Regions from separate parts of the Mus musculus genome. Here regions 2 and 3 are each linked to region 1. Evidence: chromatin loops called from intact Hi-C (ENCODE). Cell type or tissue: left cerebral cortex. All regions are shown on one strand.

Region 1 (8,000 bases):
CTTCCTAGAACCTGCCGCAGTCCCCAGAATTATGTAGGCATTCGGGGACAGATGGGAAGACTTTCACACATGCTAATACACATTTTGACCTTGACTCTCTAGGCATTCTCTTCTTCCTCGCTGGAGGTGAATGAGGGGTGTCATTTTCAATTTAGAGGGAAATGGAGACGCTTCCCCACAAACAAGCTTAAGGGTTTAAGGATAAATCCCACCCTACTGAGAATGTGTGTTGAAAAAGGGCTTCACCCAGGGACCCAGGTTACTCCTGGAAAGTTTTGTGGGGCAAGAGCATTTATTTTTAGCCCCACATTTAGGAAACAAACCTTTTAGCATGCTTGCCTAGACAGAAGTGAGACGCTGTGGGATGGGGAGGGAGGGAAATGTGCCCACGGCTGTGAGGAAAGAATACACGCACCCTGCTCTAGTCTAAATAAGATGTCGCGCTCTCTCTGTTCACGCCAGCTCGTAAGTGAGGCAAATGGGACACAAAGAGGCCAAATTAATGATGGCTTTCCTTGATGTCACCATCCGTAGGAACTCGAGGTATACAGAGCAGTCAGTGATTTGGGCAAGGAAAGCAGCGGTCCGTAATTCAACCCTGGCTTCGGAAAGGCTTTTGTTGGGAACGGTGGGCGCGACTTCAGGGGACGTCCCTCCACGCGTTTCACAATCCCTTCCGCGGTAGCAAGGATTCGCTAATTGTCTCGCGGGGGTGGCCCCACTCGGGCTCCGAGGCTGGGCGGTGCGGCTCCGCTTTCTGCTTGGTCTCCGCGAGGTGTCGCCTTCGGCCGAAGAAAGCGGTAAGGCGCCACCCTCGTAGCCCGCACTTATTTATTTTCAAACAAGGGGGGCGCCCCTTCCTTTCAATTTGAAACTAGAAACCTCCTGCGGTCTGTTTCTACGTGGGCGCGTCCTCGGCCTCCCATTTTGCACTCCTGTGTCGCCTTCCTTCGAGATCACACACGAACAGCCCCTCGACCAGGCCTTGTTCCACTTTAGCCTGGAGCTCATCTTTCACACAAACATACACTCGCGCGCAGTCCACGCAGGGACTGGGCTAGAAACCTCTTTTCCCATTCCCAGAACACACCCAGCGACCTTTAAAAAAAAAAAAACACGGAGTGCAGCGGGTGCAAGCCAGGGGGTCCAAAAGGGAGGGGGAAGCACTCCTCGGGTTTCCCAGCTTTGCTGCTTGCAGTCTGAAAAACGAGAGGGGGGAGGGGGAGAGAGGGAGGGACGGAGGGGGAGAGGAGAGGAGGGGAGGAGGGGGAGAGGAGAAGAGGGGAGGAGGGAAGGGAGAGAGAGAGAGAGAGAGAGAGAGAGTCGGAAAAAAAGAGAAAAGCAAATGGCTTTTGGCGCGAAAGGCTTTGGCGCCTCCCCTGATTTTTATGGAAATCAAGAGGGCGGGGAAAAGCCTCTTGCCTCTGCCTTTCTCCCTCCCCCTCGTCTGCGCCACAGCCCCCTTCTCTCCCCGCCCCCCGGGTGTGTCAGATTTTTTCAGTTAATAATATCCCCCGAGCTTCAAAGCGCAGCCAGTGACAGTCATCTGTCTGGACGCGCTGGGTGGATGCGGGGGGCTCCTGGGAACTGGGTTGGAGCCGAACGAGCGCTAGCCAGGCGTAAGCGCGCACACACTGCAGCCGCCGGAGGACAACCCCCTCCCGCCGCCGCTCCCTCAGCCCACCCGGAGACCCCAGCCCCGAGTCGCCTCCGGATCCCCGGCAGTCTGCGGGAGGTAAGAAGCGGTACTTGCGAAGCTTCGAGCGCCCGGGGAACGGCGGAGCGCTGCGGCTAGGCAAGCCCCTGGACGCGGCTCCGCACCCTGCACCCAAATATGCCGGGCTTTTCTGGGGGAGGGGGTAAGGGGGCAACACACCGCGTCTGCTTCCGAAACAAAACCATCTGGGTTTTTTGTTTTTTTTTTTTTCCTGAAAAGCCTATTCAGCACCCGAAGGCACCCTGGCTGGAAGAGACCCGCCCTAATCCCTTTTACAGCCCTGGCCCAGGCAGAGAAATAGCTTTAGCGAAAAGAAATTCGCCCGGCTCCACAAGATTTGTCTGAGTGTGAGGTGACTGGGAACCGGTGCGTCCCCACCCCAAGCTGGGGTTCTCCAAAAGGTGCCGCGGGGAAAGAAGGAAAAGGGGTTAGGCGAAGCTAGGTGCCTGAGTGATAATGTAGGTCACGGCTGCTCCGGCTTAGGAGACGCGATTCTCGCCGGCGACCCTGCACCATTCCTAGGGATGGGGTTCAGCCTTTCCCCCCGCCTGTTGAAGAGGTTGAGGTCTCTGAAGGAAGGGGAATGGAAAGGGTATAGGTATAGGCAGCGATGAGTACCAAGGGTATCTGCCAAGATTGAGGCTCTAGGTCTAGGTGGAGAGGGTTGTATGTAATTGCCTGTTGTTGGTCTGACTGGAGAAAGGCCCTTAATAATTAATAAAGTTTCCTGAACCCCGTTAGCGTTTGCGCTCCCGTGATCGCATTTCTGCAAAAGGGGAATGAAAGGTACTTCAATCCCATGCCTGGTAGCTGGGCTAGAGAGCAAGGACTTCCTTTAAGCAACTAGTGCAAGTGGGGTAGTCGCGCTAGTAAGAGCTGAGATCTGCAGCTTGAACAGCCCCCCTCCCCCAGGCAGTGCCTTGTGTGAATGAAACGGCAGTTTCCAAAGTTGCAGAGAGCCACACCACCCCCTGCATCTGCAAGCCCCCTCCCACTCCCAGTCTTAGACAGCTTGTACACAAAAGGAGGGAGTAGGGGAGACGCTCAACTTTCTCCCACCTTCCAGAGCTGTGGGGAGCTTGCAGAAGAGATTGGGGGCTCCCACTGCCTGTCCCCACCAACCCACCCCTTTGGCTCATTCTCTCTTGGTTTGCCTATTGGTTGTAGAGTTGGAGGTTGGCGCGACTCTGCTGCTCTCCACGGGAAGGAAGCACTCCCCCATATTAAAAAGAGCGGAGATATTAAAAGAGAGGCGAACCCATGCCCAGCTGCACCGCGTCCACCATGCCGGGGATGATCTGCAAGAACCCAGACCTCGAGTTTGACTCACTGCAGCCCTGCTTCTACCCGGACGAAGATGACTTCTACTTCGGCGGTCCCGACTCGACCCCACCGGGGGAGGACATCTGGAAGAAGTTTGAGCTGCTGCCCACGCCCCCGTTGTCGCCCAGCCGCGCCTTCCCAGAGCACAGCCCGGAGCCTTCGAATTGGGCTACGGAGATGCTGCTGCCGGAGGCCGACCTGTGGGGCAACCCGGCCGAGGAGGATGCGTTCGGTCTCGGGGGCCTGGGTGGCCTCACTCCTAATCCGGTCATCCTTCAGGACTGCATGTGGAGCGGCTTCTCTGCCCGCGAGAAGCTAGAGCGCGCAGTGAACGAAAAACTACAGCACGGCCACGGGCCCCCGGGCGTCAGCTCAGCCTGCTCGGCTCCCGGAGTGGGTGCCAGCAGCCCCGGGGGCCGTGCCCTTGGTGGGTCGTCGAGTGCTAGCCACACCGGGGCCACCCTGCCTACCGACCTCTCCCACCCGGCTGCCGAATGTGTGGACCCCGCCGTGGTCTTCCCCTTCCCGGTGAACAAGCGAGAGTCGGCGTCGGTGCCCGCTGCCCCCACTAGCGCCCCGGCGACCAGCGCTGCGGTCACTAGTGTGTCTGTTCCAGCTACTGCCCCGGTGGCTGCTCCTGCTCGTGCAGGCGGCCGTCCTGCCAGCAGTGGGGAGGCCAAGGCCCTCAGCACCTCCGGAGAGGATACCTTGAGCGACTCAGGTAAAGCCTAGAGTAGAGTTCTTGCTAGCTCCTTACGGACTGGGAAGGTGGGGGTGCTGCGTTCCCTTTGTTATCATAGATTTGTGCGGGTGATTCTCTTCTGTTCACCAGCCTCCCGGGACAGAAGAGGCTGGAAACACCAGCTACACCTTCTCTTAAATTTGCCATCCCCTTTTTCGCGAATCCTTGCGGTAGGCATGCCCTCACTGTGGCAAAAGTTGGTGGCCAGCTCAGTCAGTCTGTGGAGTCCAAAAAACTACCTGTACAGAAATCTGTTAGTCCGTTGGAAAGGAACCTTTAAGCCAGGTCAAGGAAGGGAAAAGACTCCCTGCAAGACGAGGGCTGCACAATCCCACTTGCAAAAGTTAAGAGAATGCCTGGCAATTCCTCCCTCCCCTCCCCTAGGACTCTGAGCCCTCCGTGGGTGGTGGGCTGTTTGCGTTTGGTGCGTGGCCAGCAGGCGGCGTTGTGTCTGACGCAAGACAGGCAGGATCAAAAAGACTGGGGGTGATGGGGGCACCCCCTCCCTCCAGTTCAGCAGCTGGCAGCAAGTGCATTAGTGGTTGTGTACGTTTTCAGAGAGCCTCTTTCCGGTTTTGATTGAGTACTAGTCCCGTTGTGTTTCCTAGCTGGAATTTCTGACCTAATTGAGCTGAGTTGTGTTCCATAACCCATTGCCCTTGAAGGTTGAGGGCGGGTCCCTACCACTGCCGCTCCTAAGGAATGCACGCACCCTTAGGATTCATTGGTTCTATTGTAAGCCTTTATCTGCGCTGTCCTCGGAAAGAAAGGGTTAAAAAGAAGAAGAAAGCTTTTTTTTTCCATGGGGCTGTGAAAGTACCTACCACACTTTACCCAAATCCAGTCTGCCCTTGTCCTTCGAGCTGTAGGTCCAGCCCCCCTATTAGACCTTGGAAGCCAGTGTTTTCAAAATGCCAAAGAATAAAAAGTCTAAATTTCCTCCTGGGCTGTGGAGGGATCGCTCTAAGGCTCCTGGGAGGAAACTTGGTGATAAGCCTGCACTTTGAAAGGGCTCTGTCCCTTTAATGTCTGTGCCTTGACAGCTTTCTGTTAGGAAGCAGTTCCTTCCAACAGCTGTCTTCTTGGCTGAAAACCAAAACACTGGCTTAAAGGGACCTACCGGCTGGAGCAGCCTAACATTTCAGCCTTAGAAGAAGAAACCTCACAATTGTTCCGCTTTCCGGTCCTCCCTAGATTAAGCAGACGATGTGTTTTGGTTTTCGTGCTTGCTTTTATTTTCTTCTTTTAAGCCATAATTTTCTCTCCTAGCCTGGCAGTAAACGAAGTCAGAATGAATACACATAGGACGATACAGGCTTTTTTTTTTTTTTTTCTCGTGCACCGCCCCCTTTGGGACTCTGAGCTACTGTGGATTAGAGCTTTATAATTGAGATCTGATCTCTGCCTAGATGAAAAACTGCTTACTCCGTACAACGCATGTTCGCACCAGGAAAGGTTGTTGTCGTAGTGAATGAGATTGTCCTAGAGTTTTAAGGATGGCAGAATCAAACCCAGCCATGGGTTTTACCAAAGGAGGAGCCTCCGGTCTGAAGGGCGGCTGTGGAAGTGTGTATAAGTAAATCCATGGGGCAGACTGGCTGGTGATTATGCTAAAAGCCCCTATTACCGAGCATCTGTCGCCAAGTCTACATAGTGTCTGCCAAACTCAAACACTGTGGTTATTACCCCCATTGAATAGCTGAGGACACTGAAGAGTTTTTCCAGGATCATGCCGACAACGGCTCGTTCTGACTCCAGTTGGGTTCCTCGAGTTTCTGCCACATCCTCAAGTTTGTCACCAGGGGTTGAATCCTGGGCCCTTCCACATCAGACAAGTGCCCTGCTGGCCCCACACCACCCAGGGAAGGAAAGGGGTGGGGCGTACCTCTTGTCCGCGTTGTGATCAGCAAACCTAGCTGACTTAAATAACAAGTGTATGTTAATCGCACAATTAACCAGAAACTATTTTTCCCCTCAGATGATGAGGATGACGAGGAGGAAGATGAAGAGGAGGAAATCGATGTGGTCACCGTAGAGAAGAGACGTTCCTCCTCTAACAACAAGGCGGTAACCACTTTCACGATCACTGTGCGTCCCAAGACCTCCGCTCTGGGCCTGGGGCGAGCACAGCCTGGCGAGCTGATCCTCAAGCGCTGTGTTCCCATCCATCAGCAGCACAACTATGCTGCACCCTCACCCTACGTGGAGAGCGAGGACGCGCCCCCGCAGAAAAAGATCAAGAGCGAGGCTTCTCCACGCCCCCTCAAAAGTGTTGTTCCAGCAAAAGCGAAGAGCCTGAGCCCCCGAAACTCAGACTCGGAGGACAGCGAGCGCCGCCGCAACCACAACATCCTGGAGCGTCAACGCCGGAACGACCTGCGCTCCAGCTTCCTGACGCTCAGGGACCATGTGCCTGAGCTGGTGAAGAACGAGAAGGCCGCCAAGGTGGTCATCTTGAAAAAGGCCACCGAGTACGTGCACGCCCTACAGGCCAACGAGCACCAGCTCCTGCTGGAAAAGGAGAAACTGCAGGCGAGGCAGCAGCAGTTGCTAAAGAAGATCGAACACGCTCGGACTTGCTAAACGTTTCCCACACGGACAGTCACTGCCACTTTGCACATTTTGATTTTTTTTTTTTTTTAAACAAACATTGTGTTGACATTAAGAATGTTGGTTTACTTTCAAATTGGTCCCCTGTCGAGTCTGGATCTGGGTAGGGGGCAGGACACGGGGTTCTGCCATGACCTTGGAAAAAAAACTGACTTATGGGATGCTGGGTGGCTTGTTTTCCTCCTCCATATCACCTGGTGACAGCCGTGGAAGTTCGGGACACTAAGGAGCTTCAGGAGGCTGTGAAGTCACCTTGTTCCGGTCCAAGATTCCAAACAGAGTCATTCCTTCTTTTTACAATGGTGCTTAAGTTCCAGCAAATGCCACAGAAGGGGGGGTTGCCATTTGATGCCCCTGGGAACACTTGTGTAAATACCATTGATACACCCGCCTTTTGTATACGTCCTGGGTAATGAGAGGTGGCTCTTGCGGCCAGTATTAGACTGGAAGTTCACACCTAAGTACTGTAAGAATACCTCAATGTTTGAGGGGCATGTTTTGTATACAAATATATTGTTAATCTGTTATGTACTGTACTAATTCCTACACGGCCTGTATACTTTAGTATGACGCTGATACATAACTAAATTTGATACTTATATTTTCGTATGAAAATGAGTTGTGGAAGTTTTGAGTAGATATTACTTTATCACTTTTTGAACTAAGAAACTTTTGTAAAGAAATTTTACTATATATATATATTCCTTTTTTTCCTAGCCTGTTTCTTCCTTGTTTACTGTATTTGTTCATGTTTGGTGCATAGAACTGGGTAAAATGGCAAAGTTCTGTGTTTAATTTCTTCAAAATGTATATATTTAGTGCTGCACCTTAGAGCACTTTGAAATACCTCATGTTTATGAAAATAAATAGCAATTAAATGATGCAAGGCGATGTTTTCCTTCCTAGCTTGGCTGCAGTCTCTGCACACAGTCCATTCCTTACCCGGACTTTTAACATTGTGGAATCCTGGTTAGGGAGGGTACTTGTAGAGGGATAAATGGGTTTGTGAATTCCACAGATTAGAACCAACTACTTTCAATAGGCAATCAATGGGTGTTAAAGCTCTTTCAAATATTTTGTTTTGGGTGTGAGTGTGCCCACAATGTCACATCCCCTGCAACTGGAGTTCAAGTCTAGGAACAAGGCAGAGGCCCTGCGCAACAGTAACAAGTGACTCACCCCTGAGCCATCTGTCACCCCTTCATTTTTGAGGCCTCTTTGGGTCTCTAGCTGGGATTATAGGTGTGTGCCCCCCATATCTAGTTACCAAAACACTTTCACATACTCGAACTCTCAAAGCATTTTAGATAGTGTAGATACCAGCCCAAAGTTTGGAATAAGCAGTAAAATTGGCAAGTTGTGCCGAAATTTACATAAACACTTGTCCTAGTTGTTTGGAAGGACTTGTTCCTGAAGATTCCCCCAGGAAGAGCTAGGTGTGGAAGCATATCTGATGCCTGCAGAGGTGACAAGAAAAATGTCACCTAGCCCTCTTAGCACAGCAAGCTTCTATATTGTAAGCCCAAGGCCGCAGAGTAACACTTAGTCCAAAAGAAATCTAGGACCAGTATAATATTCTGGACTGAGCACTAGTGAAATAAGAGGATG
Region 2 (8,000 bases), 230 kb after region 1:
TCTAGGCTGCTGCATTAGACATCTTCAGTGAGAGCCCTCAGCCATAAAAATGGGGCCTCATGGAATTCTAGAATATAGGTGATGCCTTTTGGCCTCAACTTATTTGTCTGTTCAATGGGCATATACTTCATATGTGGCTTCCTAGACTCAGGAGTTTTTGTAGTGGGCCCTTTTTGGGCAATGTAGATGTTCCTGGGAAATTGCCCCCACCCCACCCCGCCCCTGACATTGTCCTGAAGGGTGCCTTTGTGCCTCTGTAAACACAATGTGGAGTTGTGAAGCAAGAACATGCTCTGAGTCATTATTCTACTCTGTGCTCCCTGGCATTCTGCAGCGTGTGACAGGAGCTGGGGAAATCTCACTCTTCTCTGGCCTCTAGCTTGCTGGAGTTGGGAGACAGACTCACTTTGGCCCACGATTTCCTCCCAGTCTGCAGGCGGTGCCATCCCTGATCCCTTAGACACCCCGCAGCTGTGGCATCCTCTCATTTGAATACATCAGCAAAAATAGCAGTGCACCGCCTTATGTTTAAAAGACGACGGAGCAATTACTCTGAAGTTGATTTCCTGCTCCCTGCCTTTCCAACATTGCAAATCTCCTCAGTTTCAAAATTAAGTTGTAAATGAGATTTGAGTTCCACACCACCCGCTTTGTTCTCTCTCCAAGAGAGAGAGAGAGTCGAATCGCCAGTTCAAAGAAAACGTACACATAACTGGAATTCAAAGGCGGTTGGAGGGATTTTCTTTCTCTTAATCTTGGTGACTGGGCTCACCATCTGATTAACCTTCTACAGCCTTTACTGCGAAGAAGCAGGTCTTCAGCCACCTCTCCCAGAGATTTCCCCTCGTTTGCAGGACAAAGCCCTGGATCAGCACCGCCATAACCATGGAAACAATAGCCAGCCTTCTGTGTGTATTCATTTTCCAAAGTTGCCTCGACTCTGTTTTGACCCATGCATTCTTCCACATACTTTGCTGATTGAGAAACTGAAGAACGAGTCGGAGACCATTTCTTTATAACTTTACACAGGCTACAGGTTAATTTGTTCATCTCGCTGGCTGACTCGAGCTGTCTACTGCTCTGTAGTTTGCTCTTTAATCTTGTTCTTTGTTCTCTGTGTGGTTTTTTTGTTTCTGTATTGCTTTGCTATGAGGTCTCATTATGTAGTCAAAGGTGACCTGGAAGTTGCTATGTTGCCCAGGCTGGCCTCAAGCCAATGGTGGTCCTGTTTCAGCCTTCTGGGCTCTGAATTCACAGGCATATACCAGTAAGTCTGATTTCTTTTCTTTTCTTTTTTTAAATCTGTCTTTCTCTCCCTGACTCTCCTTCTTCCTCTCTTTCTTCCATGCTGACACTGACTTAAAACTCACCATGGAGCTGAGGCTGCTTTTCCTCTTCCGATCCTCTACCAGGAAGTGCTGGGATCCTCTACCAGGAAGTGCTGGGATCCTCTACCAGGAAGTGCTGGGATCCTCTACCAGGAAGTGCTGGGATCCTCTACCAGGAAGTGCTGGGATCCTCTACCAGGAAGTGCTGGGATCCTCTACCAGGAAGTACTGGGATCACAGGCCCATGTTTCCTTCCCTTCCCTTCCCTTCCCTTCCCTTCCCTTCCCTTCCCTTCCCTTCCCTTCCCTTCCCTTCCCTTCCCTTCCCTTCCCTTCCCTTCCCTTCCCTTGGAGCCTGTCCTGGGAGAATATCTGAATTCTCCATGGGCTCGCTGGGCCTCCTCTGTCCTGACCCAGTCTAGCTCGGAAGGTATGAGAGTTGAGAGCCATTTATTCAGCTGCTACATGTGAATATTCTCCATGTTTAGGCCTTACGTCTTGCTCAGTGCTGGGCCCTACAGATGAATGTGGTCTTGCTTCTTGAACAAACTAACAGCTCTTATTGATGCAAAATCCTGTCTTGAGGCTGGATAGATGGCTTACTGTACAAAGCTTTTGAAACACAAATGTGAAGTTGGATCTCTAGTACTCAGATAAATGCTGAGCGGGCATGACAGCCCACCTGTAATCCCATCATTTTCGAGGAAGAGAGCTTCTGGTCTCTGGAGCAAACTGGCTATCCAGAAAATTGTCTTTACCAAATCAGACAATTGTCCCTGCAATTAGACTGATCAGGTAATTACATCCAAGCCAGGATACTGTGAGGGAGAATGATTAGGGACTCATAATAACCATGCCATGAAACAGGTATGAGTTAGGCCACTTCCCATCATGTGAGAATGCAGGTTCTCAGGCTACACTGCATCTCCTGGTGTTGGGCTGGCCGTTGAATGTGCATATTAGTATGAGCATCAGTACACTGATGCTCAGAGCCCATCTACTGCCATATCTTATGGAACTCTTTTCTGGTCCTCTTTATCCTGGGGACATGTCTGAGTTCTCCATGGGTTCTCTAGGACTCCTTTGTCCTGATATGTTGGAGGCTGGAAGGAATGAGAGGTGAGGTCTTGCTGGGGGTAGAAGGCTAAAAGTCCTAAATGTCTCCTAAGGACACGGAAGTCTAATTTAGTTGAGATTCCATTAAGTGTGAAGAATGGAAGATACCCATGTCAGGGTGGCTCAGTGGTGGAAGGATGGGCTTTGGAAGTCAAGAGGAAGCAGTTTGGAAACAAGACCAGGAACACATGTTTCTTAGGCTGGAGAGATGGCCCCTGAGTACAAGCATCAGTTACTCTTGCAGAGGACCTGGATTCAGTTCCTAGTACCCAACTTGATGACTTGTAACTCCAGTTCTAGGACTTACAGTGACCTCTTTGGGCCTCTGCAGGCATTGCATGAACACAGTACATAAACATGCACACAGACAAAACATACAGAAAAGGGAAATACATTTATTTCTTTATTTTTTAGGTATGACTTCCTCTCTTTCTTGAGCTTGGAAAGCTTTGAAAAACACATTTATTGTTGTTTCTTGCCCCCCTTCTGAGATTCTTCTTTAAGTATAAAACATTATTTACCCACTTAGTTGGTCAACAGAAGTTTATTGACCAGCGGCTATTTGCAGTCTTCAGGAGTGATGCATTCTGTGCTCGGAGACTTCACGATAGGAGAGAGAGCAACAGAGCATTCTCATAACAAGGCATGCCAGCTTCACAGATTGGTCAGAGCAGAAATTTCACCAGTAGAGGATGGCATGGCGATACTCCAAGTAGAAGCGACAGAAGTGTGTTGGGTGGTATGTGTTCAGGTGACATTGAAGCCTTTATCTCTGCACTGAGAGAGACTTGTATAAGCATAGACCCCTTTGCAGCACTGAACACTGGTGGGTGGATTCAGATGCAATTAATGTAGGCGAGAGCCAGCAGGAAGCACACGCGAGGAAATGCGTTTAATTGAGAGACGTGCTTTTCAAATGCTGTTCAGCTGCCAGCTGACTGCGCGCTCTGGCAGGAACGAAGAGGGATACTTAGCTTTCTTCAAGCTCCATTAATCTGCCCATTTCTTTTTGCTTCAAATCCCACTTCAAACACACAGCGGCTCCTCAAATTCATAATGAAATAAATGATTTATAATCCTGTCAGGGGCCAGTGAGACAGGCTCCCTGTCAGATGGCTGGGTGGTTTGACCAATCCAGCTGGCCATGTCAGAGAAATATGGTGACTCATATCATGGCTCATACATCTACCTATATCTACATCCATAGTCCATATCATCACCTGTATCAACTAAATCTACATCCCATTTCTATATCTACACTTACATTGGCACTCACATAAACACACGTGTACACACCTGGCTGCATGGTTCTTACCCTGTCTTTAGTTCCTTTTGGCGACATGAGTCTTCCTGGGAGAGTCCAGTGACTTGGTGAGAGGATAATGCCCATCATCCTTGGATGAGGATGCTCCATCACATTGTATGCTGGGTACCGGGTTAAATGCATCATTTATCCCTTTCATTTTCCTAGATAGGGTGGTAGATTGCATCAAATTTCCCATGTAGCTGAGGACAACCTTTAACTCCTCCTTCTGTTTCTATATCTGTGTGCTGGGAACGGGAACTGAACCCAGCCCTCCATGCATGCTGGGCAAGCACCCTATCAACCACACTACATCCCCACTCCCCAAGTCAAGTACATTATATGTGTCCTGTCTAAGCTCCTAATCTGCAAGAATGTATTATCTCCATTCATGTTGAGGGGAAAGCTGAGGTATAGAGAGGGCAAGTGCAGACACCAGCTAAAGAAATCCATTAACCAGAATGGGATTTGAACCTATGACAATGTAACTCTTTCACCTAGCTCAGTTTCTCCCTCCAAGCTTGATGTTGGTTTAAAGAAACACAATGTCCACTGTTACCTAGGGAAAAGGTTTTGGAAGTCATTGTCAGAGACATTGTTCATTGTTTGCTGGCTTCATTTGCTGGAATGTTGAGAAAACCTGGTCTCTGCTCTCAGAGTGTGCATCTGGGGTGAGTAACTCAGTGAGAGTCTGTATTGACAGCCTGCACTATGCTTATGAGGGCATGCCTTGGGTCCACAGGGATTGCAGAAGAGATATGACTGTAGCAGTACCCATGGTTAGATAAGACATTGGGGGTGTGCCAGGCAATGAGAGGAGTGTATGTGCAAGCACAGAAGCCCCAGAAAGAGCAGGGAGCCTGGGAAGGGTGGCCTCATGGTTTGTGATTCAAATGGGGACTTCTTCCACATTTCAGTCTGAAAATTTTCACACTATGTAAGAATCATACAATGAACCCAGTGTATTCTTTATCTAGTGGCATCAATTGATATCTTAGCTTTCTGTGTTTGCCACCACCCGTGTGTGTGTGTGTGTGTGTTTGTATACATTCTTTTTAACTGTTTGATGATATGTTGCAAATAATAAACTTCTCTCCTAGTATTTATTATCTACCTGTCAAGCAACAACTTTCTTTACATGCTTTGAAAGCAGTTTCTGAGCTGGGCGTGGTAGCATGTGCCTTTAATCTCAACACTTGGGAGGCAGAAGTAGACTGATTTATATGAGTTTGGGGCCAGCCTGGTCTACAGAGCAAGTTCTAGGACAGCCAGAACTATCTGATGAGACTGTCTCAAAAACTAAAACAACAACAATAAAAAAAATCATTGTGAAATATAGTATATGCAAAAAGCCTGACCTTAGAGCACCAGCCTGGCTCCTCTCTAACCTGCCTTTTCCCCACCTAAGCCTCATGTTCTTGCTTTGTAAGAAGGGGCTGACACCACCAAGCGTGGACATATACCTGCAATCCCCTCCTGAGGGGGCCAAGCCAGAGTATCATGAGTTACAGATCAGCTTGAGCTACAGAGAGGAATCGTGGCTCGGAAAAAAAGAGATGAGAAGAGATAACAAGTCCTCCTTTGTGAACTTTGGGAGACTGCTGACAGACTCCAAATAGGTGCTGAAGACCTATCAATCAATAGACTCTGAACTGCTATGCATGCGGTAGGAGCTTTTCATAGTTCTTTTGGCTGTAGGAGGGAAGGATGAAAACTTCCATGACCAGGTTACTTAGCTACTTTTATAGGTTTGTTTGTTTGTTTGTTTTTTAACTTTTATAGTTTTTAGATGATGATGATGATGATGACGATGATGGTGATGGTGATGATGATGATGGTGGTGGTGATGATGATGATGATGATTTTGCAGTGTTGGGGGTCACGCCTGGTACTCAGGCATACCAGGTAAGTGTGCTGCCACTGAGCTAATCTAAGCATCCATCATGTTAATCTGGGGTCACACCATCAGTTTTCACATGTTTCCCACTGAGCTTCTTTATGAAGGGGAGAGAGAATATGACTTTTGGCTTGGCCCTTACAAGGCAGTTGGTGACTATGAACTTCTAAATGGGCCTTGTAAATGTCTGTTCCTCTTGACTTGTTAGCTCCTGGGAGCAGGTAATTGGGTCTCTTCACCATTGCAGCCTTAATCCTGAAACATTAGGCATCTAATACTGATTAATACATATGCATGGAATAAATGTAGCAAATTATCAGTCATGATTCTTAGATTGGCCTACAGCAGGAGAAGGCAATGAGAGAGTGCATAGGTTCTATAAGGACGGTATGGCAGAAGGCAGAAGTAGGCAGACTATTCCCAGGCTTAGCAGTGCCAATGCAACCGACCCTCATTCACTTTCATAGCAGCTCCATTTCCTCGAAGTACATTTCCTGATACATTGCAAGCTGTATCAGCTTGGTGTCAGCCTTTGCTGGGTTATGCTAATGAACATCACCAGAGTTTTAGTGAGTTAGGAAGACAAATATGACAAATATTTACATTTTTTTTTCCTGCAGGTTACCAAGTCAGCTGAGACTCTGATCCAGAACTTTCTCATTCTGGCCTTAAAAGAACAATCCATTACATTGATCTTGAAGCCAAGGAGATGAAAGAAAATAGACCAAACGAGGAAATTACGTGATATAGCTCTATCAAATGTGGGCAAATCATTTCTGTACATGTTGTGCAAGTCAGTCAAATCATGAGACCAGGGCCACTGTCTGTGGGGCTAGGATATGCTTTACCAACCTGGAATGTTGTCATGGTGGGGTGAGTATGTACATGTGCGTGTGTGCATGTGTGTGTGTGTATGAGAGAGAGAGAGAGAGAGAGAGAGAGAGAATATTGGATTTAGCCTTCAAAATAGGCAGAGGGAGGGTTGCCATTTTCCATATAGTTTAGGCCATAATTGTGATTTACTTGGAAGTCAGACTTTGTGCTCTTTAGCAACCCCAGGATCCCAGAATGCCCAACTGGATTAATAATAATTAATAATACGCTCTATTATTACAAATATAAAAATCTTTGACACAAACTTTATCCATTTAAACTGTAACAACAGAAGTCCATCTCCTTTATAACACCCTTGGCAGAGACTCTGACATCCCTAGACCACACTGGTCCTTCGAGCTCCAACAGAGGGTTCCTGTACCACTGGGACCTGGTCAGAGCCATTGCCCAAATGGCTACTGCTTCCCTGGCTAGATAGATGTTCTGGGGAGGTGAACCATTTCAGGGTTCCACTGAAATGTGTTCCTTATTTCTTGGGTCAAGCCATTCCCTTCCTGCAGCCTCTGGACTTTCCCGGGCTTATATGGTTGAAGGGAGAAGAGCAGGTAGGAAGACAGCTTAGCAGTTGATTGCTTGTCACGAATTCCCAGGAGTCTGGTCAGGGTGAGGGACTTTGTCCCTTCCTTCCATCCTGCACGTTTATCCTACGGCATGGACCTGCCAACAACTTCCGTCCCAGTGCTGTGTCCATGGGCCACCTCGTTCCTACTTTTCCCACACTCAGAGCTAGTAGTCCCAGGGAGCTGACTGGTGACATCGGACTCTCTGGGCAGGCTGGCAGCCATCCTCTTATACTTTTAAGGAAGAGCCAACAAGATTATTGGGTATGGAGTGCTTTATCATTTCTAGAACCCCGTATAAAATTTTGTACCATTATTTGTTACATAATCCCATCATTTAGGCTTTTCCCCTTTGGAAGAACTACTGAAATAGAACCAATTATTAATACAATTTCTAATTATGCATTATAAAGTATGGATGCAATTGCCAGCGTGCACCATATTATTATGCTCCAGAAGGCTGGAATGAGCTCACTGTCACAAGAGAGACTGAAAAAAATCTTACATTCTTAGAGAGCCAAGGACTTGTGTCATGGGGACCCCAGGTTGAGCTAAATGACTTCAGAGGGAGGACTCCTGCTGACCTGGTCAATCCTTCATGTAGAATGAATACTAATTCTACATGAAAACAAACAAACAACAAAACCACCAACCAATTTTTCATGGAGAGTGTTAATTTTGTAGGGCAGCTTGCTTTCCAGCAGTATCATTCAGAGTCTTCCAGGAATACTGTGGTCTTTCCCTTGAAGGCACAGGAGGGACACACAGTGAGCCATGTGTGTTACCCTCTAAGGCCAGCTTGTCCCCTCGCTGAGACTTGAATTAAATTTGAGTGATGTTTGTTGTGTGCCAGGTTTCTGCTAGGCTCCAGGGAAGATATGGAAATAAATAATGACAGTTCCT
Region 3 (8,000 bases), 220 kb after region 1:
AGCCATTGTATAATCCCTTAACAGAAAAAAAAAAAAAAAAAAACAAAACAATAACAACAAAAACACTGAAAGAGACCAAATTAAAAGGTATTTTTCTTATAGAGAAACATAGAAACGTCTTGTATTTGTTCTGGATCTTCAAAGTAGACACAGCGGAAGAAGAATTGATTGTGAGGTGAGCCAGGCTCACTGCCAGGCTAGGTTTTTGGTTTTATAGGTTTTTTTGTTTTTTGGTTTTTTAATAGTAAGATCTCCCACTCTTTCCTCTCTCCATCACTCAGACCCTGTGAAAACAGCTTTATGCTTCTCTGCAGATGGGAGCCTTTCTTCAAAGCTTCTCTAGGTGCCCCTCGAGCTGTTTTCCACATTCCCTGCAGGTGTGGAAGGATACTCCTGTGGCAGCCGCTGGACTGACTTAGCTGAGTCTTCCGAAGACAGTGACTGGCATGTCATTGAGGGCACCAGCTCACCTTTATGCATACAATGAGATCTCTCTTCTTCCTGCTAATGGTAGGGAGAGAGAGAGAGATGGGTAAAGTGCTTGCAGGGCAAACATGAAGACTTGAGTGTGTTCCCCAGGAATGCCCCAAAATTAAATGGGCATGGTAGTTGCTTGTGCTCTTAATCCCTGTACTGGGGAGGCAGAGCAAGATAGATCTCAGGGGCTCCTTGCCAACCTAGAGGAATCAGAAATTCAGGTTAAAAAGTAAGAGACTATCTCAAAACAGGCTAAGGTTGGATGGATAGTGGTCCTGAGGCATGACAACCCAAGAATGAGCCACCCATATGAACATGTGTACATTCACAGAATCTATTTTAAGGTCAAAGAAGAGGCTATAGTTTTTCCAGTTATCTATTTCTGACTTTCTTCTTTGCTTTTCTGATCCCTTGGCCCTTAAGTCTGACTTCTAGGATAGTTCATTTCAGGTTGCCAAACGCCAAATTCTCCTTTGTGGCTGACCCTGTTACAAATCTGATATCTTTCTCCTGGAACGATGCAGGCTCAAATGGCCAGTTCTTTGTCCTTGAATAGTAATACAAAGTTTTAAGCACAAAGAATCCCCATTATATCTACCGACTTATCTTCTCCCACCTGCTCTTTGGCACTTCTGCCTAGGCTGGGTTCTCCAGCCATACTGTCATTGCCTGGCATGGTGTCTCCAGTGTTAGCATAACTCAGAACTTCAGGGACATCAGGGACTCTCTGGTGTTCCCAAGGACACTGCTGTATCGCCTCAGCATTCCTCGACCCTAATGACCACAGCAGATGCCAGATCCAGCCGTGCTGCAAATAAACTTTTCAGGACCGTCTCAGTACTGGACAATTAACACCGACCTCTGTGGAAGTGGTAGGTGGGCCATGAAAACTGCTGTGTCCAACTTTCCGACATCTTGCCTCATGGGACAATGATCGGATTACCTGACCTTAGACTTGTAGTCTAGGTTTTACAGGCAGAGGAGATAGCTAGCCATTCCAGTCACCTTTGGTCCTTCCTGGCTGCCTATGACCATTCTTGGTCACTTGTAGAGAGTATCGTGAGGTCCCGGAACTGGCGACTATATTTCCCCAGTTCCCTTTTACGGTTAAAGAGACACTGGTGTGATGTGATAGTCACTGCAGAAAAGCAAACGTATCTTTGACTTTTGTGCAGGGCACTGTTTAGAACCACAACCCCCATTTAGCTGGAACTAAATGTCTTCATCCTCACAAAGGGGCCTCACCATTGCTACATGGTTGGTCTCTGTTTCCTCCTTTACCTTCTAACATTCATTACTGATCTGAGATCCATCTCTTTGGATTTCTCCAGCTTTAAGGTTTCATTTAATGGAAACATGAATTGTGAGTGAGTTTCATGTCTGATTTCCTTTACTCAGCATTAATTTTCAAGATGCATTTATGCTGTAGTAGCTATCAGTACTCCATTCTTCATAGCTGGTTAATTTTCTCTTGTGTTTATACGATTTGACTACCCATTTTCTCCACTGATGGGCTTAACAGCTGTTCTACATTTTTACCTGCAGTAAAGACTTCTAATACTATTACTGTGAACATGGGTCCATACATAGTTTATGAAATTACCCTTTTCTGTTTGTTGCATGCCCCTGAGTATTATGTGTCTGTCTGTCTGTCTGTCTGTCTGTCAGTCAGTCAGTCTGTCTGTCTGTCTATTGAGGCATAGAATGGATCTGAACCATAGAACTGTGTCTGCCTGGAATGTTGGCTATGCAGTGTCACAGGCTGATGGCCCAAGGACGTTGTGGTAGAATTTAGAAGCTTTAGGAGGTGAGGCTCAGCTGGGGAAATAGTTCACTGGGATGTATCTTGTTCCAGGCCTCTCCTGTCTATCTCTGTGTCCAACCCACCATGAGCTGTTAGCTCTTTACACCCCCTTCAAGGCAAACTAAATGCTCTAAAACCATGAGCCAAAATGCATCGGTCTCTTCCCTGAAGCAGCTTTGCTCAGACAGTTTTCTCACAGTGATGAAAAACTGGCACACTCTACCTATGCTTGGCCAATGGAGCAAAGAATATCCTTCAGAAGCTACTCAAAACCCACTGGAAAGGACAGGAATATATACTCGTGTGTGTGTGTGTGTGTGTGTGTGTGTGTGTGTGAGAGAGAGAGAGAGAGAGAGAGAGAGAGAGAGAGAGAGACAGACAGACAGACAGACAGACACAGACACAGAGGAGGGAGAGAGAGAGACAGAGAGACAGAGACAGACACAGACACAGACGGACAGACAGACACAGAGGAGGGAGAGAGAGAGACAGACAGACAGACAGACAGATAGACAGACAGACACAGACACAGAGGAGGGAGAGAGAGAGAGAGACAGAGAGACAGACACAGACACAGACACAGACGGACAGACAGACACAGAGGAGGGAGGGGGAGAGAGAGAGAGAGAGAGAGAGAGAGAGAGAGAGAGAGAGAGAGAGAATTCATAATACAACCCATCACATACTGGACCTTATGACACCTCAGGCACATTCTAGGCACATCTCTGTATTCCCTTATGGAAAGCCACTCCAGCCAGATGGCTTCAGAATTTAGAAGCATTTGTATTTTAGAAAAAGAAATATTCACTTGCTGCACATTGATTATGTAACACCCCCAGCAGGATCCCTGGAGCATCTTGTAATTAATACCTTAATATTTTTGCAGCCAAACATACAACTCTGCAAAGTGAAACCTAATGTTTGCACAGATTAAGCACTGCCAGTGTTTTATAAGTGACTGTAGCTCGAATCGGGTCTTGTTGCCAAGTGTGCTTCGCTTTTCTGCTCATGCCTCCAACCTTGACATGTTTAAATTCTGAAACTGTAGCTAAGGAGTCATTAACTTGTATTTTTGGAGAGTACGATGTGTGTGTGTGTGTGTGTGTGTGTGTGTGTGTGTGTGTGTGTGTGTGCGTGTGCATGTGCGTGTGCGCGTGCGTGTGCGTGCACGTGCATGTGCGTGCATGCGTGGTGGAGAGAGGACAACTTTAGCTATCTTTCCTCAGATGATGTACAGTTTGGTTTTACTTGAGAGAGGCTCTCTCACTGCCTTGGATCTTGCCCAGTAGGCGAGGCTGGCTGGCCAGTGACTCCTCGGGATCCATCTGCCTGTCTCTGCCTCCTGAGTGCTGGGATTACAGATTTGCACCACCATGCTTGGCTTGTTTTGTGTGGCTTTCAGGGATTGAAGGCAAGCACTTCACAGCCTGACTCATCCCACCGCCCCCCCCCCCCTCCAGCTCCCTGTTCAGAGTCTTCTAGGCTCTAGTCAGACAAGACTTTTCCTAGAAAGCTGAGTGACTTGTTGGATGCTATGTCTCAGCAACTGGAGATGTCTGTTGACAGTCTATCTGAGAGAGAGAGGAGGACAGGGTGCTTAAGGCCTGGCTCCTGCTCCCATGGCACTTCCAGCCTGGCTGGTGACAACAGATGGGAGTGAGTAGGGTTGTTTTGTGGCATGTGGCTGTGCATCTGAGGCTGCCAGAAGAGCTCAGATGGGCTAACTGGATGAGGATTAGTCTGGGGAGCTGACTGGAGACTGACAGAGAGACTTAGCTTAGGAAAGGTCACTCTGAATGTTACAGGTGAAGAGGCGAATTGCTCAGGCAGCTGTGGGTAGAAATACTCCGATATCACTGACCTGGTTCTAGAGCTCATTTGTCTCTTTTCATCGCTTATGGCTGGAATGACTAATTTCTAATGAAAGAGACTCTGGCTGGAACAGTTTAATGAAAATGCGCTTCCTTGGGAGTTATGACTGCCGAGCTAGAGAGTTTAAGCAGGGCCCTTGGCACATAGACACAGAGCAAGGTTCTCATTCCTGACTTCAGGGAGGGCTGAGGGAGGATCCTGGGGAGGCTACAAAGGAAGTGGGTGGTAGAGGGAGGGAAGCATTTTTGCAGGCTCTTGCAGGAACCTGTCTGAGGCAGACTTTCCGGGGTGTGGGTGGGCAAGTGTTTCCATTGTCTGAGAGTCACCTCCTTCCAGGCCTTCAAACTGCAGCAGACACCTGTTTCTACTGTCTCCGAGGGAATCTTCCAGACAGATGATCCCTGTCTGCTTGACTGGAAGTCAGGCTCTTCCTTTCTCATTAACTGTGGTCCTTTCCTAAGCCCTTTAGAAGCCCTTGAAATTTGAAAACTGCCCAAACTCCAGAGACAATTCCAGGAACCAAAGTATCCCCATGGCTGTGCCGAGCATCTGTGCCCTTGAGACAGAGCTTACCTGTGTGTTCTCTCTTGCTGGGGCCAGAAATGGTTCTAGACATGCTTGCTGTGGTCTAAGCTCTCCTGGACATGCTGGTGGAAGTCCAAGAGTGACTCGCAGCATCTGTTGCCCATTGGTAAAGGATTCTGAAAAAGCTCTAAAGGATATGATGTGGATCTGAAGGGGCCCTTTCTTCTCTACTGTGGCCTCACCAAGAGTCCCTCAGTGGAAGGGAAGCTCAGAGTCATGCTTCCTCAGGCACCAGGACGCTGGCCGTGGGATGGGGACACTCTAACACCATTGCCCTGGTTCAGGGGCTCATTTAGTTTCATGATTTATGATTGGAATGGCTAAGGGGCATTTTTAGGTGACCAAAACCAAGCGATTGGTGGGAGGTGATATATTTCAGGATGAGGGAATCACATAGAAACATGGAAAGATTCGGTAGCAAACTGGGAGGAGGCACAGGTGAAAGGTTGTTAGGAGTTGAAGTTGTTGGTGGGGAGGAGGAAGTGTGGAAGAAGTACCAGGGGTGGACTCCAAAGGGCCACACACAATAACACATGTGCAGACATCACAGACTGGGGGGCTCCTGAATTGCCGTTACGATGTTGAGAATAAACTACAAATTGGAAAAGTAAGAACAAAATTAGAGTCTCACTGGATCTGGTTTCTAGCCTGCTCTTCTATTACATCCGTGTAGGCATTTCACTTGTTGACATCCTCCGTGGATGTTTCTAAGGCTGTATAATAAATGGGCCATCAAGGGACATATCACATCTGTTGACAGTTCCTCAAGGTTTTGATATTTAATGTCTCTTCGTTTTTTTAAAATGCTGACCTTAATGTGGTAATAAGCTCTTGATGCATATGTCTTTGCTCTGTGTCTCTAATTATTCCCTACAGTTGATACTTAGTTGCTGGCTGTAGAGCCATCAGCAGTGTGTGTTTGTGTGTGTGTGTGTGTGTGTGTGTGTGTGTGTGTGTGTGAGTGTGTGTGTGAGAGAGTGTGTATGTGTGTGTGTGTGTGAGTGTGTGTGTGTAGGGGTGTGGTATGGCCAGAGGACCAGAGGACCAGAGAACACGATCTCAGCTGCCATTCCTCAAGAATCATCTACTTCTTAATCCCAGCACTCGGGAGGCAGAGGCAGGCAGATTTTTGAGTTCAAGGCCAGCCTGGTCTACAAAGTGAGTTCCAGGACAGCCAGGGCTATACAGAGAAACCCTGTCTCAAAAAACCAAAAAAAAAAAAAAAAAAAAAAAAAAAAAATCATCTACTTCGACAGGTGTGGTGGCAAACATCTTTAATCCTAGAACTTTAGAGGCAGAGGCAGGCAAATCTCTGAGTTTAAGGCCAGTCTGGTTTACATAACAGAGTTCCAGAATGACTGGGGCTACACACACACACACACACACACACACCCCTGTCTCAAAGACACAAACAAAAAGTCATCCACCTTGTTTTTGACAACGGGGTCTCTTACTGGCCTAGAGTTCACTGAGTAGGTTAACGACATTCCCAAGTATGCTCCAAGTATGCTAACACATGCACACTCGTGTGCGTGCACACACACACACACACACACACACACACTCACACACACACACACAGACCACACACATACAGATCTCTTTCTCTCTCTCTCTCTCACACACACATACACACAGAGACCATACACACACACACACATACACACACACACACACACACACAGACCACACACCATACATACATACACATACACACACACATACACACAGAGACCACACACACACCATACACACAGAGACCATACACACACAGACACACACAGACACACACACACACACAGACCACACACCATACATACATACACATACACACACACACACACGCACACACCACACCATACATACAGACACACACACACACTCACATACTCACACACACACAGACCACACACATACAGATCCCTCTCTCTCTCTCTCTCTCACACACACACACACACAGACACAGACACACATACACACACACACATACACACACACACACATACACACAGACACAGACACACATACACACACACACACACATATACACACACACACCAGAGAGACCACATACATACATACACACACAGACACACACAGACACACACACACACACAGACACACACACACACATACACACACAGACATGGATCTTGAATTTAGGGGAACTGAACTCAAATCCTCATGCTTGCAAGGCCAACTGACCGAATGAGCCAAGCAAGTACATTTTTAAGGCTTTTGATGTCTTTCGTTATATTGGTTTCCCAACGTGTCTCTGCCCTCTGAGCCAGCATATCTGACTCAGGGATGAGTCCTCTCATAGACAACAAGAATGGTCATTTAAGGACAGTAAAAGAGCAAGCATTTGGAGAGGAAAAATGTGTTTGGCTACATTAATTGGATTTTACCTAATTTACAGAATACCCTCACATATTCTTTTACTTTTGTACATCTTTTGCCAATCACTCTCCTTTGTCCAGTTTCATAGGATGACTTTTCTTATTTAAAAAAGTCGTTGTGTGTGAATCATCTCTTTACAGTCTTTGATTTTTTTCAGCTCTATGTTTGTTTTGTAATCTCATGCATACTGTAACTTGGATACATAGATGGTAATCTCTATCAGACTTAGTAATCTTAATGATGGGTGTAGGGGTGGGGCAGGAAGAACTGAAGGTTTCTGATTGGACCTGGGGAGGCACTGGGGCACTATGGTGACCAGAAGCTCAGAATCAAGGCATCATGTACTACACTGAATGAATGTGTGATAAACTCAGTTCCAGTTGCTTAGAGTCAGGCTTAATGGCCCAGGTTCAAGTCCCAGCACCTACATGGCAGCTCACAACTATCTGTAACTTCAGTTTCAGGATATGTGACACACTCATACAAATACACATACAGGCAAAGCACCAGCACACATGAAATAAGAATAAATAAATTTAGAGAGAAAGAAAGAAAATCCAGGGATGGTGGTTTATACCTTTAATCCCAACACTTGGCAGTTTGAAGCTAGCCTGGTCTACAGATCAAGTTCTAGGACATTCAGGACATCTAGGACATTTGTGGAGACAAAGAATCTCATCCCCTTACCCCCCGCCCCCCCAAAAAAAGAAGAAGGAATGGATATCTCAAGTAGACCCTAGCGCTTGGAGACATAAATTGTGAATCTCTCAAGGTCAGAGGTAAAATCCATTGCCCTATCCAGATCGACTGGAGGGGAGAGGATTTTTAATTTAATTTTGCTACACTTTTTTTTTTTAATTCA

The links. Hi-C counts contacts between places; a loop is a spot of excess contacts. Peaks named below come from ENCODE experiments on the same cell type or tissue, not always from the same donor. Only the 100,000 strongest peaks of a DNase experiment are listed, where the experiment ranks them.
Region 2: it touches region 1 in a loop (2.2-fold over the local background); 5 of 42 quality-filtered maps call a loop at or near these places.
Region 3: a loop joins it to region 1, with 2.4 times the contacts of the local background. A loop is called at or near these places in 5 of 42 quality-filtered maps.

Annotation. Positions count from the first base shown.
Region 1 is chr12:12,935,371-12,943,370 of GRCm38, reverse strand. Mycn (v-myc avian myelocytomatosis viral related oncogene, neuroblastoma derived) reads left to right here and starts at 1,535. Exons shown (of 3, transcript NM_008709.3): 1 at 1,535-1,735; 2 at 2,885-3,761; 3 at 5,761-7,278. The coding sequence starts at 2,978. The coding sequence ends at 6,365. RefSeq lists an enhancer at 736-764. In left cerebral cortex, CTCF peaks have their summits at 786 and 4,213 (motif pointing right); DNase peaks (open chromatin) are centred at 4,229, 4,851, 5,391, 6,122 and 8 more places; H3K4me3 peaks cover 5,771 bases; H3K27ac peaks cover 4,142 bases.
Region 2 is chr12:12,701,873-12,709,872 of GRCm38, reverse strand. Gm34696 (a long non-coding RNA gene) reads left to right here and starts at 5,012. Exons shown (of 6, transcript XR_872489.1): 1 at 5,012-5,412; 2 at 5,529-5,651; 3 at 6,264-8,000. RefSeq lists an enhancer at 1-2,461. In left cerebral cortex, no CTCF peak of the experiment used is centred here; DNase peaks (open chromatin) are centred at 486, 3,190 and 3,289.
Region 3 is chr12:12,712,132-12,720,131 of GRCm38, reverse strand. No RefSeq gene overlaps it. Among named protein-coding and RNA genes, the nearest start is that of Gm40270, 9.1 kb to the left of the region's middle. In left cerebral cortex, no CTCF peak of the experiment used is centred here; DNase peaks (open chromatin) are centred at 3,589, 3,918, 4,411, 4,789 and 1 more place; H3K27ac peaks cover 798 bases.